Regions from separate parts of the Homo sapiens genome. Here region 2 is linked to region 1. A link is a contact called in ENCODE Hi-C data. All regions are on one chromosome and are shown on one strand. Each heading gives the region's core, a stretch centred on a gene start or an enhancer-like site at or near the end of the contact. The rest is flanking DNA. Distances are from core to core; before and after follow the strand shown. Region 1 holds the start of RS1 (retinoschisin 1). Region 2 holds the start of MAP3K15 (mitogen-activated protein kinase kinase kinase 15).

Evidence for each region. A loop is a pair of places that touch in the nucleus more often than their neighbours do. Pooled maps may share reads with other maps.
Region 2: a loop to region 1 is called in a map of naive thymus-derived CD4-positive, alpha-beta T cell, with 6 times the contacts of the local background. The contact joins the promoter of MAP3K15 here to the promoter of RS1 in region 1. A Hi-C loop is called at or near these places in 1 of 168 maps with a recorded cell type or tissue (naive thymus-derived CD4-positive, alpha-beta T cell) and 1 of 50 pooled maps.

The regions. Positions count from the first base shown.
Region 1 is chrX:18,668,934-18,675,430 of GRCh38, reverse strand. It overlaps RS1 (retinoschisin 1), which reads left to right and starts at 3,323. Exons shown (of 6, transcript NM_000330.4): 1 at 3,323-3,414. The coding sequence starts at 3,363. TRV-TAC1-2 (tRNA-Val (anticodon TAC) 1-2) reads left to right here and starts at 450; the gene lies at 450-522. It also overlaps a transcript of PPEF1 not described here. RefSeq lists a silencer at 339-525.
Region 2 is chrX:19,512,953-19,519,449 of GRCh38, reverse strand. MAP3K15 (mitogen-activated protein kinase kinase kinase 15) reads left to right here and starts at 3,942. Exons shown (of 29, transcript NM_001001671.4): 1 at 3,942-4,549. The coding sequence starts at 4,189.

The DNA.
Region 1 (6,497 bases), core at 2,074-4,573:
GAAGCCTTCCACGCCGCCGCAAGCGGCGACGTCCTGACTTCCGACCGGCAAGTGGGCCGGGTGGCCGAGGCTCAGTTTGCCGGTTGGGAAAATGGGAAGGCGCGGGGCCCTCGCGGGCGGAGGAAGCTGCCGGGGGCGCAAAGCCCGAGCAGGGTGCACTTCCGGCCGCCGGGCCGCCCCGCCGGCGCCTCGATTGAGGGAAAGTTTGGGGACAGATGATAGCAGGGAGGTGCTCTCGGCCGGGGTTCCGGCCTCGCCCTGGTCCCAGGGGCCGCGACTGTGGCGGGCAGGGAAGACAAGCCGCCCAAACGCCGGAGCCCGAGACTCGAAGCCGCCGCAAACTCCTCGCCTCGGGGGCGGGGTCACGGTGGAGAGGCGGGGCTCCGGCGGAGGGACCGGAACTGCTGTGAGTCTATGAATAAAGTCCCAACAATATTCTTCCTCGTAGAGGTTCCATAGTGTAGTGGTTATCACGTCTGCTTTACACGCAGAAGGTCCTGGGTTCGAGCCCCAGTGGAACCATAGCCGTAAGGCGGCTGTTTTTGCTTTTATAGGGTTTCGTTGTTTGGGTTAAAAAAAAAAAAGGGTTTGGGTTAAACAAACAAAAAAAACCAAAAAGCGACAACGAAGTGTTTTTCTTTGTCCTTTTTTTCTTTTTAATTTTTTGGCATGTTTTTCTCGCAGAAGTGAAATGACAGATACCCTCTCCTATCCCACAAGGTCACTGCCGCCATAGTCCGACATGAGAAGTAGTGGAGGGCAGGGGCCGGGCGAAGTCCTAGACCCGATCCGGCGCCCCCGATCCGGCCGGGCCCTACCCCACCTCTCCTCCCAGTACGCCTCGGAAAATCGGGCGCTCGGGGAATGCACCTGGCTGCCCTTTGCCTGCAAGCCAGCAAGGGCCGGCCACCCAACCTCCAACTAAAATGTGGCAGGCAATACAGCAGCGCTTTGACTGCAGGTGAATTATTAAAGGTCGGTCATGATTATGACTCTGATTAAAAGTTCTATTTTTCATTAAACTCTGATGTGCAGAGCACGAAAAAAAAAAAACCCCACAGTCCCTTTTAATGCAGCAGTAGAATTTGTGGAATAGAGTTCATACACAGTATAAAATAAATGTCAGGCTTGTAGACATTCAATAAATACTGGTTGAATGAGCAAACGTTTCTCTAGTTTCTTTCTGTTCCTCTTTACTATTTCATTACAGTTTCCTTTGGGGAGTTTATTATTTGTTTAAATATTGGCTTTTTTATCTTTGACAAGAGGAATGAGGGTGTGGGCCATGGTGAGATGGTGGTAGCAAAAAATATAAAATGGGAAGGGGCACTCAGTATTTTTCTCTGCATTTTCAACCTAGTTATGCATCCTTAACAGTGTAGAAATTTGCGTCTTTTTCTAACTTGAGTGTAACTCTTTCCCTGTTATTACAATCACTTCATCAACTTTATTCTTTTTTTTTTTTTTGGAGGCGGAGTCTCACTCTGTCGCCCAGGCTGGAGTGCAGTGTCGTGATCTCAGCTCACTGCAACCTCTGCCTCCCGGGTTCACACCATTCTCCTGCCTCAGCCTCCCGAGTAGCTGGGACTACAGGCGCCTGCCACCTCGCCCGGCTAATTTTTTGTATTTTTAGTTGAGACGGGGTTTCACCGTGTTAGCCAGGATGGTCTCGATCTCCTGACCTCGTGATCCGCCCGCCTCGGCCTCCCAAAGTGCTAGGATTACAGGCTTGAGCCACCGTGCCCGGCCTTTTTTAAAACCACCTTAACCATTTTTTTTTTTTTTTGAGACAGAGTCTGGCTCTGTCACCCAGGCTGGAGTGCAGTGGTACAATCTCGGCTCACTGAAACCTCGGCCTCCTGGGTTCAAGCGATTCTCCTGCCTCAGCCTCCCGAGTAGCTGAGATTATAGGTGCACGCCACCACGCCCGACTAATTTTTGTATTTTTGGTAGAGACGAGGTTTCGCCATGTTGCCCAGGCTGGTCTCGAACTCCTGACCTCAAGTGATCTGCCTGCCTTGGCCTCCCAAAGTGCTGGGATTACAGGTGTGAGCCACCACCTCCAGCCCACCATAATCATTTTTAAGTGTACAGTTCAGTAGTGTTAAGTATATTCACATTGTTGTGAAACAGATCTCGGGAACTTTTTCATCTTGCAAAACTCAACTCTATACCTATTAAACAACTCCCCTTTTCCTCCCATCAACTTTATTCTGAATGGTGATGTAAAAATAATAGCTAATTATGTCTAGCACTGTGCTAAGTATTTTATACATATGATCTCTTGTAAGCCTCAAAATAACTCTCGAAAGTAGGCATTATTATCATCATCTTACAGATGAGAAAGTTTAGGCGCAGAGATATTAATAACTTGCCCTGAGGTCACAATGTAACAAGTGCTAGTGCTGCGATTTGGCACCCAGTCTGGGTTGGCAGTCTGTGCTCTTAAACCTACCAGGCTGCACTCATCTCTTGATTTACTTAACCAGCCCCCTAACCTTGGCCATTTAGATTGTTTCCAATTTGTTGTTGTTAAAAGTAACACAGCAATGCACAGCTTTGTGTTAACTGTCCTCCCACCACCACCAAATTTAGCATTTTCCTGAGTGAATAGGTGTGCACATGATGCCTAGTTGCTTTCAAAGAGGGGAATCCATGACATTTTCATACAATTCGAGAATGTTAGTGCTTATGTGGCAGGAAATTGTTCAAGGTCACCCCCTAAAAAATGATGGCGAAGAAAGGACGAAAACCTGAGACTTCTGGTTGTAGTTCTCTCCCTCCATTGCTTCCCTTACATTAAGATAGAATGAACAGTATGGGCCGGGCGCAGTGGCTGACGCCTGTAATCCCAGCACTTTGGGAGGCCGAGGTGGGTGGATCACCTGAGGTCAGGAGTCCGAGACCAGCCTGACTGACATGACGAAACCCCATCTCTACTAAAAATACAAAAATTAGCTGGGCGTGGTGGCGTGAGCCTATAATCCCAGCTACTCGGAAGGCTGAGGCAGGAGACTAGATTGAACCCGGGAGGCAGAGGTTGCAGTGAGCCGAGATGGCGCCATTGCACTCCAGCCTGGGTGACAAGAGCGAAACTCCATCTCAAAAAAAAAAAAAAAAAAAAAAAAAAGAACGAAAAGTATCTTCCTCGCGAACTGAATCTCAGTTGATGCTAGTATCTTCCATGAGACTTCCTTGTTGAGGCAGGTAACTCTGTGGGTTAACTTGATGGGGCTCAGCCAAAGACCTAAGAACTAAATGGATTAAGATGCTTAATGAGGCCAGGGCTCAACTTAATCCCCTGCTCCTGGGCCAGCTCTCCAGTTCAGTAAGGTAGAGCTTTGGCCGAGGACGAGGGGAAGATGTCACGCAAGATAGAAGGCTTTTTGTTATTACTTCTCTTTGGCTATGAAGGTATGTGCTATTCAACCATTGACATTCATTGCATACTTAATACATAATTTAATTAATATCGTTGATAAATAGGAATATAGCCTGAATAATATAAATATTATTAATTAGCAACACGTTAATTAACTAACATGTGTTATTAATGAACAACAGTTGTCTTTGTGTGGATGGCTTTCCAGTTCTGTGAGGAGCCTTCTAAAGTTCAAAGGATGCTTAAAATCCAACAGAAAACAGGATGGGTCTCAGAAATCTATAAAATAGCCATAAGTTGCAACAATTAATGAGAAAGTATGGCATATTCTGGAAAACTTTTAGGAGTCAAAGTGGGAGTGATTGTAGAATTTAATATTCCAAACCGGAATGCTATTGACGGTGGAGGACGATGCTATTAATAATTCTGTTGGGACGACAGGTGTAACCCAGGACCATCCAGGGCAAATTGGGGTGTAAGGTCAACCTAGTTTAAATATGGATTAACGTAACATACCCAGTACCACTGGAATCTAATAAAAAACATAATCCAACTGAGAGTCAGGAAACCTCGGAGACTCAGTACACTCACTCATTTTAAAATTTCTAAATATGACCCTAGCAGAAGTGATATGCTTCAATTAGGAAAAAATAAGGGCAAATCTGTAAAATGTCATCCAGTTCCAATTCCCTCTCAATCTTTGAAATAATATTCTTTCATGCCTCTCTCAATTCTCAAGTACCCATCTGCTCAGAATTTCTCCTCAGGTTCATCCAGATGTTAGAAATTGGTTGCCTGTCTTCTTTGTGGACATCGTGTATTTGTGTGTTATAGAAAATAAATTAAAAAGCAGGGAGAAGGAGGTCTCTGTGCTCTGCAAATGACCTGGTAGACAGACACAGCGAAACTCACACAAGTAGAATCAGAATTCTTGGTTTCACGGCTCACTGTAGCCTCAACCTCCCAGGCTCAAGCCATCCTCCTGCCTCAGCCTCCCTAGTAGCTGGGACTACAGGCACGCACCACCACATCCGGCTAATTTATTGTATTTCTTGTAGAGAGGGGTTTTCACCATGTTTCCCAGGCTGATGACTTTTGTTACTTAGTCACATTTCTCAGTATTTGGAAAGACTGGTGACAATATAATTCCAAGGTCATTCTGCAAACCCCAAGGTATATTTCTAAGTAGGGATCATGTAAACCAGTTGTCTGTTAGGATTTTTTCCCCTTGCAATTAATAGTCTGCAACTTGTCCCAGTAACTCTGACTACTTTAAGATGCTTTGGGGTTTTGTTGTTTTTCCTTTTACTCCTTGCCCCCTCCTCTTTCCTCAGCAAGAAAATCTAAGCAGACTCTTTCAAGGCTTAGATCTAAATACTCCTGGTTGTCAGACACTCCCAGGGCTCACTCTCGGATTTCTCTTCTTTGTGATTGGCATGGAGATTCATTCATTCATTCCTTGGTCCCTTCTTTTAAGAGCTCATCCCTGACTATCTGCTAGGGGGCAAACATTGTGTATGACGGCGGGGCGCGGTGGCTCATGACTGTAATCCCAGCACTTTGGGAGGCTGAGGCGGGTCTATCACCTGAGGTCAGGAGTTTGAGACCAGCCTGCCCAACCTGGTGAAACCCCGTCTCTACAAAAATACAAAAAGTATCTGGGCATGATGGCAGGTGCCTCTAATCCCAGCTACTCGGGGGAGGCTGAAGCGGGAGAATCGTCTGATTGCTGGAGAGGGAGGTTGCAGTGAGCTGAGATCATGCCATTGCACTCCAGCCTGGGTGACTGAGCGAGACTCAGTCTCAAAAAAAAAAAAAAAAAAAAGGACTTGACATGCAGGGCATCCTTGTTTCTTCCACAGTGCTGAGTCTAACAACCCTGTTCTGTGACCTCCCCACCCCCGCGATGCGAAGAAGTCCTAGAAATGTTTACCAAAGCATTTTAAAATTAGACCTGCCCAGTTAGTGGATATCAGCAATAAAAGACAGGCTGTCAGGAGGCATGAAGGATAGCACTCTTTCGTGTTCTAAAGTTTACCAATCTTTGTGCATGGCTGGGGAGCTCCAGAAATGTCCACGAAGAGCAGAGAACATCGTCTCTCCAGGTGCCCTGCAACGTGGGCCAGTGGGAAGGTTTGGGGAGCTTAAATTATCTTACTTGCTTAACGCAGGCCTTTAACAGCACTTGAAAGGAAAGCAGCCAGCCAAAAATAGCCAGTGTGGCTTGGCAACCTACTGTGTGCCCTACCCTGGGCCAGAGGGATGCTCCAGGGGACAGAGGACACAATCACTGAACTTAATCAGCATATTATCCAGATGGAGATGCATAAGGCCCATAGACATGGGAAAGATGCATCCCATTGTACAGCTGGGAACCTGAAGACAAAGGCTGTTTGTCCAATTTACCCTCCACTGCTTCTGTCCTTCAGTGGCAGTGTCTCCTCATTACAGTGAAATAAGGTAAAGAAATTGCCTTCACTTAGGCGTTGGATGAAGGTTCATTTCGGAGAGCACACAGCCTCACAGTAAGGCATTTCCTATGTCTTTTTTTTTTTTTTTTTGAGAATTTCACTCTTGTTGCCCAGGCTGGAGTGCAGTGGCGTGATCTCGGCTCACCACAACCTCCATCTCCCGGGTTCAAGCGATTCTCCTGCCTCAGGCTCCCGAGTGGCTGGGATTACAGACGTGTGCCACCACGCCCGGATCATTTTTGTAATTTTAGTAGAGACGGGGTTTCTCCATGTTGGCCAGGCTGGTCTCGAACTCCCGACCTCAGGTGATCTGCCTGCCTCGGCCTCCCAAAGTGCTGGGATTACAGGCATGAGCCACCGCACCTGGCTTCCTATGTCTTATAATTGAGTCAGGCTTCTATTTCTCTTACACCGCACATATTGGATTCAATGCCAATAAGGATTTTTAGAACATCCATCGTATTAAAATATCTTACTTCATTACTTGGTCATGTTTATTATATAAAAACAAAAAAAGTCCTTCAGCCTCAACTTATAGGTGACTGTGTTACCATCAGAGATTGCAGGGGTTTTTTTAAAGCAGTTTTATTGAGATGTAATTTATATACTCTTAAATTCACCCATTGAAAGTCTATTGTTCGATC
Region 2 (6,497 bases), core at 2,693-5,192, 840 kb before region 1:
GCCACTGCACTCCTGCCTGGGTGACAAAGCAAGACCCTGCCTCAAAAAAAAAAAAAAAAAAAAAAAATTAAATATATGGAAGAACTTTCCATGATACCTCTACATTAGGACAAAGTTGTTTCCAGGGCATGTACTTAATAAGGGGCAAGGCAAAGGTAAGAACAAGACAGTTGTTCAATTAAACAGAAGAAACGAATCCAGCATTTTGCAATTTTCTTCTCAGTGGGGCTGGGGGGAGGTAGGAAGGACATTGGGGGAAGGGGCCAGGGCATGCTTCAGGTGTGCAAATTGCTACACACAATGAGAAGGTGGGCTGTGTGTCCCAACTTCAGGGAAGGTGCTCGTTAGCTGGGTAAATGCTGCGCTCTCAGCATTTACTCAGCAGGGTTTGTATTTAGAGGAAGCTCTTATTCAAGCCAGAATTCACAGCTCCCGTGGGTCTCACTCCATCAGCAGGGCCCCAGTGAGAGCTGAGAGGAATTCGGGAAGATTGTGATGGGGACAACAGCAAGATGCTGGCAAGGGATTTTAAGTGGGCATCTTTGCCCTTCTGAAGGCTGTGGCAGTCCCTGGAATAATTCCAGATGAACAGGCATATTAGGAAAATTACTATTATTATGCATTACAACGTTACAAAGAATACATGTGTCCTTTTATAGCATCATACAAAAAATGTCTTAGAACAAGGTGTGGAGAGTTTTTCTGAGCTTTCCTGCTTCCCAGCCTGGTCTGTGTGTTCTCACAGATTTCCTCAGAACCCATTTTCCATTCGTTGACCACAGACGAGGATGCACATGGAAGCTGCTTGTGATTTCCGCCAGGGCTGGAACGAGGGCAGGATTTCTTCATGGATTTATACAGATAGTTTCTGCTTTCTTTGGGGGTGGGAGGTGGACTGTATTAGTACTGAAGCATGCAAAGAAGCTGAAATGTTTTATAAGTCCTATCCTGCACGTGTCAAAATGGCTTGTGATGTGCTGCCAAGGACACCCTCAAGAAAGTAAAAAGACAGCTCACAGAATGGAAGAAGATATTTGCAAATCACATATCTGATAAGGAACTTCTATCCACAATATGTAGAGGATTCTTACAACTCAATAATAAAAAGACAAATACTCAATTAAAAAATGGGCAAAGGATTTGAATAGACATCACTCAGAAGTTGTTATACAAATGGCCAATAATTAACACATGACAAGATGCCCAGTGTCATTATCCATCAGGGAAATAGAAATCAAAACCATCATGAAGTACAATTTCACACCTGCTAGGATGGTCATAATCCAAAAACAATAACAAGTGTTGGTGAAGATGCAGGGAAATTGGAACACTGCTGGTTGGTGAGAATGGAAAACGGTGCAGCCACTTTGGAAAACCGTGGAAATTTCTCCAAAGGTTAAACACAGAGGTAAGCCTGGTGTGGTGGCTCACACTTGTAATCCCAGTGCTTTGGGAGGCCGAGGTAGGAGCCAGGAGTTCGAGACCAGCTTGAACAAGATAGTGAGACCCCATCTCTATAAAAACGTTTTCTAAAAAAAACTGTAGAGTTAGCATGTGACCCAGAAATCCTGCTCCGGTATATGCTCAAAAACCTATGTCCACACATTGCATGATTCCATTTGTATGAAATGTCCAGAATAGGCAAATCTACAGAGATGGTAGACTTATGGTTACCTAGAGCTGGGGATGTTGGGAAGGAGGGAGAGTGGTTTCTAATGGGTACTGATTGATTTTTGCACTGGGGCGTGGGGTGATGAAAATGTTGTATAACTCATTATGGCCATAGCTGCACAACGCTGTGGATATACTAAAAACTTTCATTGAATCGTACCCTCTAAATGGGTGAATTGTATGGTATGTGAATGATAGCTCAATAAAGCTGTTATTAAAAAAGAGAAAACCTTTGGGTATAAGCCCAGTAACGGGATTGCTGGGTGGAATGTTATTTCCATTATAAGGTCTTTGAGGAATTGCCACACTGTCTTCCACAATGGTTGAACTAATTTCCACTCCCACTAACAGTGTATAAATGTTTCTTTTCCTCCACAGCCTCGCCACCATCTGTTATTTTTTGACTTTTTAATAATAGCCATTCTGACTGGTGTGAGATGGTATCTAGTTGTGGTTTTGATTTGCATTTCTCTAATGATCAGTGATGTTGAGGCTTTTCTTTCATATGATTGTTGGCCACATGTATGTCTTCTTTTGAAGAGTGTCTGTTCATGTCCTTTGCCCACTTTTTAATGGGGCTGTTTGTTGTTTTCTTGTAAATTTAAGTTATTTATAGATGCTGGATATTAGACCTTTGTCAGATGCATAGTTTGCAAAAATTTTCTCCCATTCTGTAGGTTGTTTGTTCACTCTGTTGACACATACATGTGTATGTTCATTGCAGCACTATTCACAATAGCCAAGACATGAAATCAATCTAAATGCTCATCAATGGTAGATTGAATAAAGAAAATGTGGTACATACACACCATGGAATACTATGCAGCCATAAAAAAGAATGAGATCATGTCCTTTGCAGGAACATGGATGGAGCTGGAGGCCATTATTCTTAGCAAACAAATGCAGAAACAGAAAACCAAATGCCCCATGTTCTTACTCATAAGTGGGAGCTAAATGATGAGAACACATGGACACATGGAGGGGAACAACACACACTGTGGCCTATCAGAGGGTGAAGGGTGGGAGGAAGGAGAGGATCAGGAAAAATAACTAATGGGTACTAGCCTTAATGCCTGGGTGATGAAATAATCTATACAACACACCCCAATGACACAAGTTTACCTGTGTAACAAACCTGCACATATACCCCTGAACTTAAATGAAAAACAACAGATTGTATTCCATAAATATATACAATTATTTGTCAATTAAAAATAAAGTTTAAAAATAATATTGCAATTGAAAAAAGAAAAACCTCCAAGTCTGTGACAGCGTCCGGTGCATTCTATCTTTTAGAAAACAATGACCCAGGTGCGGTGGCTCACGCCTGTAATCCTAGCACTTGGAGAGGCTGAGGCGGGCGGGTCGCTTGAACTCGGGAATTCGACAGCAGCCTGGCCAACATAGTGAAACCCCGTCTCTACTAAAAATACAAAAAAAAAAAAAAAAAAAAAAAAATTAGCCGGACATGGTGAGGTGCGTGCCTGTAATCCCAGCTACTCTGAAGGCTGAGGTGGGAGGATCGCTTGAGCCCCGAGAAGCAGAGGTTGTAGTGAGCCTAGAGCAGAGATCGCGCCACTGCACTCCAGCCTGGGCGATAGCGACAGACTTTGTCTCAAAAAAGATAAAAAATAAGAATAATGGTATTACCCTCAGTGGTAACACTATTTTCTTTTAATATTTGTGTCCAAATTCGTGAAGTGCCTAAGATCCGAGTGAGGGCCCCTTTGAGTTCACGGCATTTTCAAAGGTCAGGCAGGCAGCGTACTTGGAGTCTATCTTCCAGACAAAATTTGTTGCTGGTGCCTCCCTGTGCCTTGTCAAGGTCACGGCGAAAGCCAGGACGAGCTCGCCTCCGGCACAGGGCTCACGGGGGGCCGTGCGCTTGGCAACCAGGGATGAAGCATCCGTTCATCCCAATGCCGGGTGAAAACTATTAATACGTCTGTATTGAGTTGGGAATAGAACATTTCCATCCAACCGATGCTTTGAAAGAGTTTTTACCCTGCTCGAATGCTTCAAGTTGTTTTGAGAAAAAAGAAATTGGAGCTCCTAATGGTGGTCAGGCTAGAGGGATGGCCAAAACAAAAAACAAAAAACAAAACAAAAAAAAAAACAACCCCAATTCCTGTTCCCGTGTTCGGCGTCTCCCGGCTGCGGGCGGGCGCTGCCTGGAGGGGGCAGCAGGGGGCACCCTCCCCGCTCCTGCCCCGCCGCCCTCCCCGGCCCCCTCCCCGCCCCTCGCTCGCCCTGACGTCCCCAGCCCCCGCCTCTTTCTCTCCGGCCTTCAAAGGGCGCTGGGGGCCTTGGGGCCTGAGCGTCAGGCTGCAGCCTAGGGGTACTGCCGTCTTCGGCCCGCCGCGGGGTCCCCGGTGCGCTCCGTTCCCTCGATTCCCGTAGCGTCCCGCGCTTCAGGAGCAGGTGCCGGGACCGCCTGCGCGGCTGCTGTAACTTGTGCCTCCTAGCGGATCGCAGCCGCTGGCCACTCGCCCAGGGGAAGGGCGCGCAGGCGGGCACATGGAGAGCGGCGGTGGGAATGCTCCGGCCGGGGCCCTCGGGGCGGCGAGCGAGTCCCCTCAGTGCCCGCCGCCGCCGGGGGTGGAGGGCGCGGCCGGGCCGGCGGAGCCCGACGGGGCGGCGGAGGGCGCGGCAGGCGGCAGCGGCGAGGGCGAGAGTGGGGGCGGGCCGCGGCGGGCTCTGCGGGCAGTATACGTGCGCAGTGAGAGCTCCCAGGGCGGCGCGGCCGGCGGCCCGGAGGCTGGGGCGCGGCAGTGCCTGCTGCGGGCCTGCGAGGCCGAGGGCGCTCACCTCACCTCCGTGCCCTTCGGGGAGCTGGACTTCGGGGAGACGGCCGTGCTCGACGCCTTCTACGACGCAGGTGAGAGCGGCTTCGTCCCCACCTCAGTCCCAGTTCACCTACCCTCACACGAGCCAGGGCACCCGCCCCGCCCCCTCGCCCTTCTCCCCCGTCCCCCTCCCCCTCGTCCCCCTCCCCTCCCCCTCGTCCCCCTCCCCTCCCCCTCGTCCCCCTCCCCTCCCCCTAGTCCCCCTCCCCTCCCCCAGTCCCCCTCGTCTCTAGTCCCCCTCCCCTTATCCCCCTCCCCTTATCCCCCTCCCCCAGTCCCCCCTCCCGCAGGCCCCCCTCCCCTTAGTCCCCTCTCCCCTTAGTCTCCCTCCCCTTAGTCCACCTCCCCTTCCCCTAGTCCCCTTCCTCTCATCCCCCTCCCCTTAGCCCCCCTCCTATCCTCTCACCCCCTGATCCGTCCAACAGGACCGTCCTGCCTTTGGGGGAGGGTAGAGTCTTTAACATTGTGCCCTTTTACAGATAAGAAAATAGAGGCCACGGGCATTTAGACTCTTTGATTCTTCAGGCATCTTAAACATCAGATAACCCAAGAAACAGCCTGTAACCCAGACCCTACCAAGCCCCCCTTCTCCCAAGTTATCCAACTTTTGCTTTCTCATTCCTGGAAGGTCTCTTACGGCCGTGGGTCCCAACGCAGGCTACATATTAGAATCACCTGGGGAGCTTTTAAAACTCTGGGTGCCCAGATCGGACCCCAGACCAATGACATAAGCACCCGAGGCCTTAGAAGTGTCATGCTTCCCAGGCGATTCCATTTTGCAGCCAGGAGTGGAAATCGGTGTCTTACGTGTGTGTGTGTTGCCTCTACTTAGAAATACCCAGTGTTCTTTTGCACACTTCAATTCTCGTCCCCAAAACACTGACGGTGGAGTGTGAGCCACCACCCTGTGACGTATATTTTATCCCATAATGCACAGCATTCACGGGTTAGGGGGCACCTTTGCTGGAGTGGGACTCTAGGTCTCTAAACTCACTATAATAAATGTGCCTGAGAATCCAGCCTTAAGAAGCGTACTTTGGATTGGCAAGAGTTTCTCTCGGTGTGGAATGAATTGTTGCTTGACGTTTTTTCCCTTACAGCACCTTTGGTGACAAACCTCTGTCACCTGGGTGACGTTCAGAAGCATTATATGTGAGACAGTAATTACCTGGGAGTCCTTGTGCCTCAGTTTCTGGTCAAAGGGAGTTAACAGTGCCTACCCTAAACCTAAAAGCTGATGAGATAGGATATGGGAAGTTGCTTTGCTGTAATAGTAAGCTAGGATGATTAGGATTCAGCCTCTGCTGGAGGCAGCGCAGATCTGTTTTTCTTGCAGAGCAAATTCTCCCCAGCTGGAAGGGCGGGGTAGGGGGGGAGTCAGGCTTGTTTAAACAAGTGGCAGCTGGACCCATTGAAAGCACTCTCCTGACATTTCTGACCACACTGAGTATACTCTTCAGCACAACATCTTTTTAGAAAAGTCGTTCAGGAGTCCACTTCACCTAGAACCACTCCGTTTTCTCAACTTGTATTCATTCTGCTCCAAAATTGGAGTTTGAACAGACTCTTCTCTGAACGGTTAAATGTTCCTTTTGCCATGAGGCACAACACTCTCCTTCCTGCTGGTGCCACCTCTGAAAGATTTGTGTGCGGTGGCTTTTGCTTTCCCTGGGGCGGAGTGTGTGTGTACGGGGGGCCCTTCTAACAGGTCGACTGTGAAGATGCAGACGTCAAATCTCAGGCTTTCAATTCTGGAGCCACACAACAGACACGTCACCTTGGCTCACTCTGGCCTGGGTGGCCTAGAATGTTGGGCTGTACCACGAGCTCCCTTTGGTTAACCTTGTCCTGGTCTTGAGTAAATCATTTCTCAGTGCATTAGAATTGCTTTCAGAGGTTTGAGAAAGTACATACACAGTAAGTGGGTTCCTGGGCTAAACAGATGAGCACCTCCACTGTCTCCTGGATTCGTCCTCCATC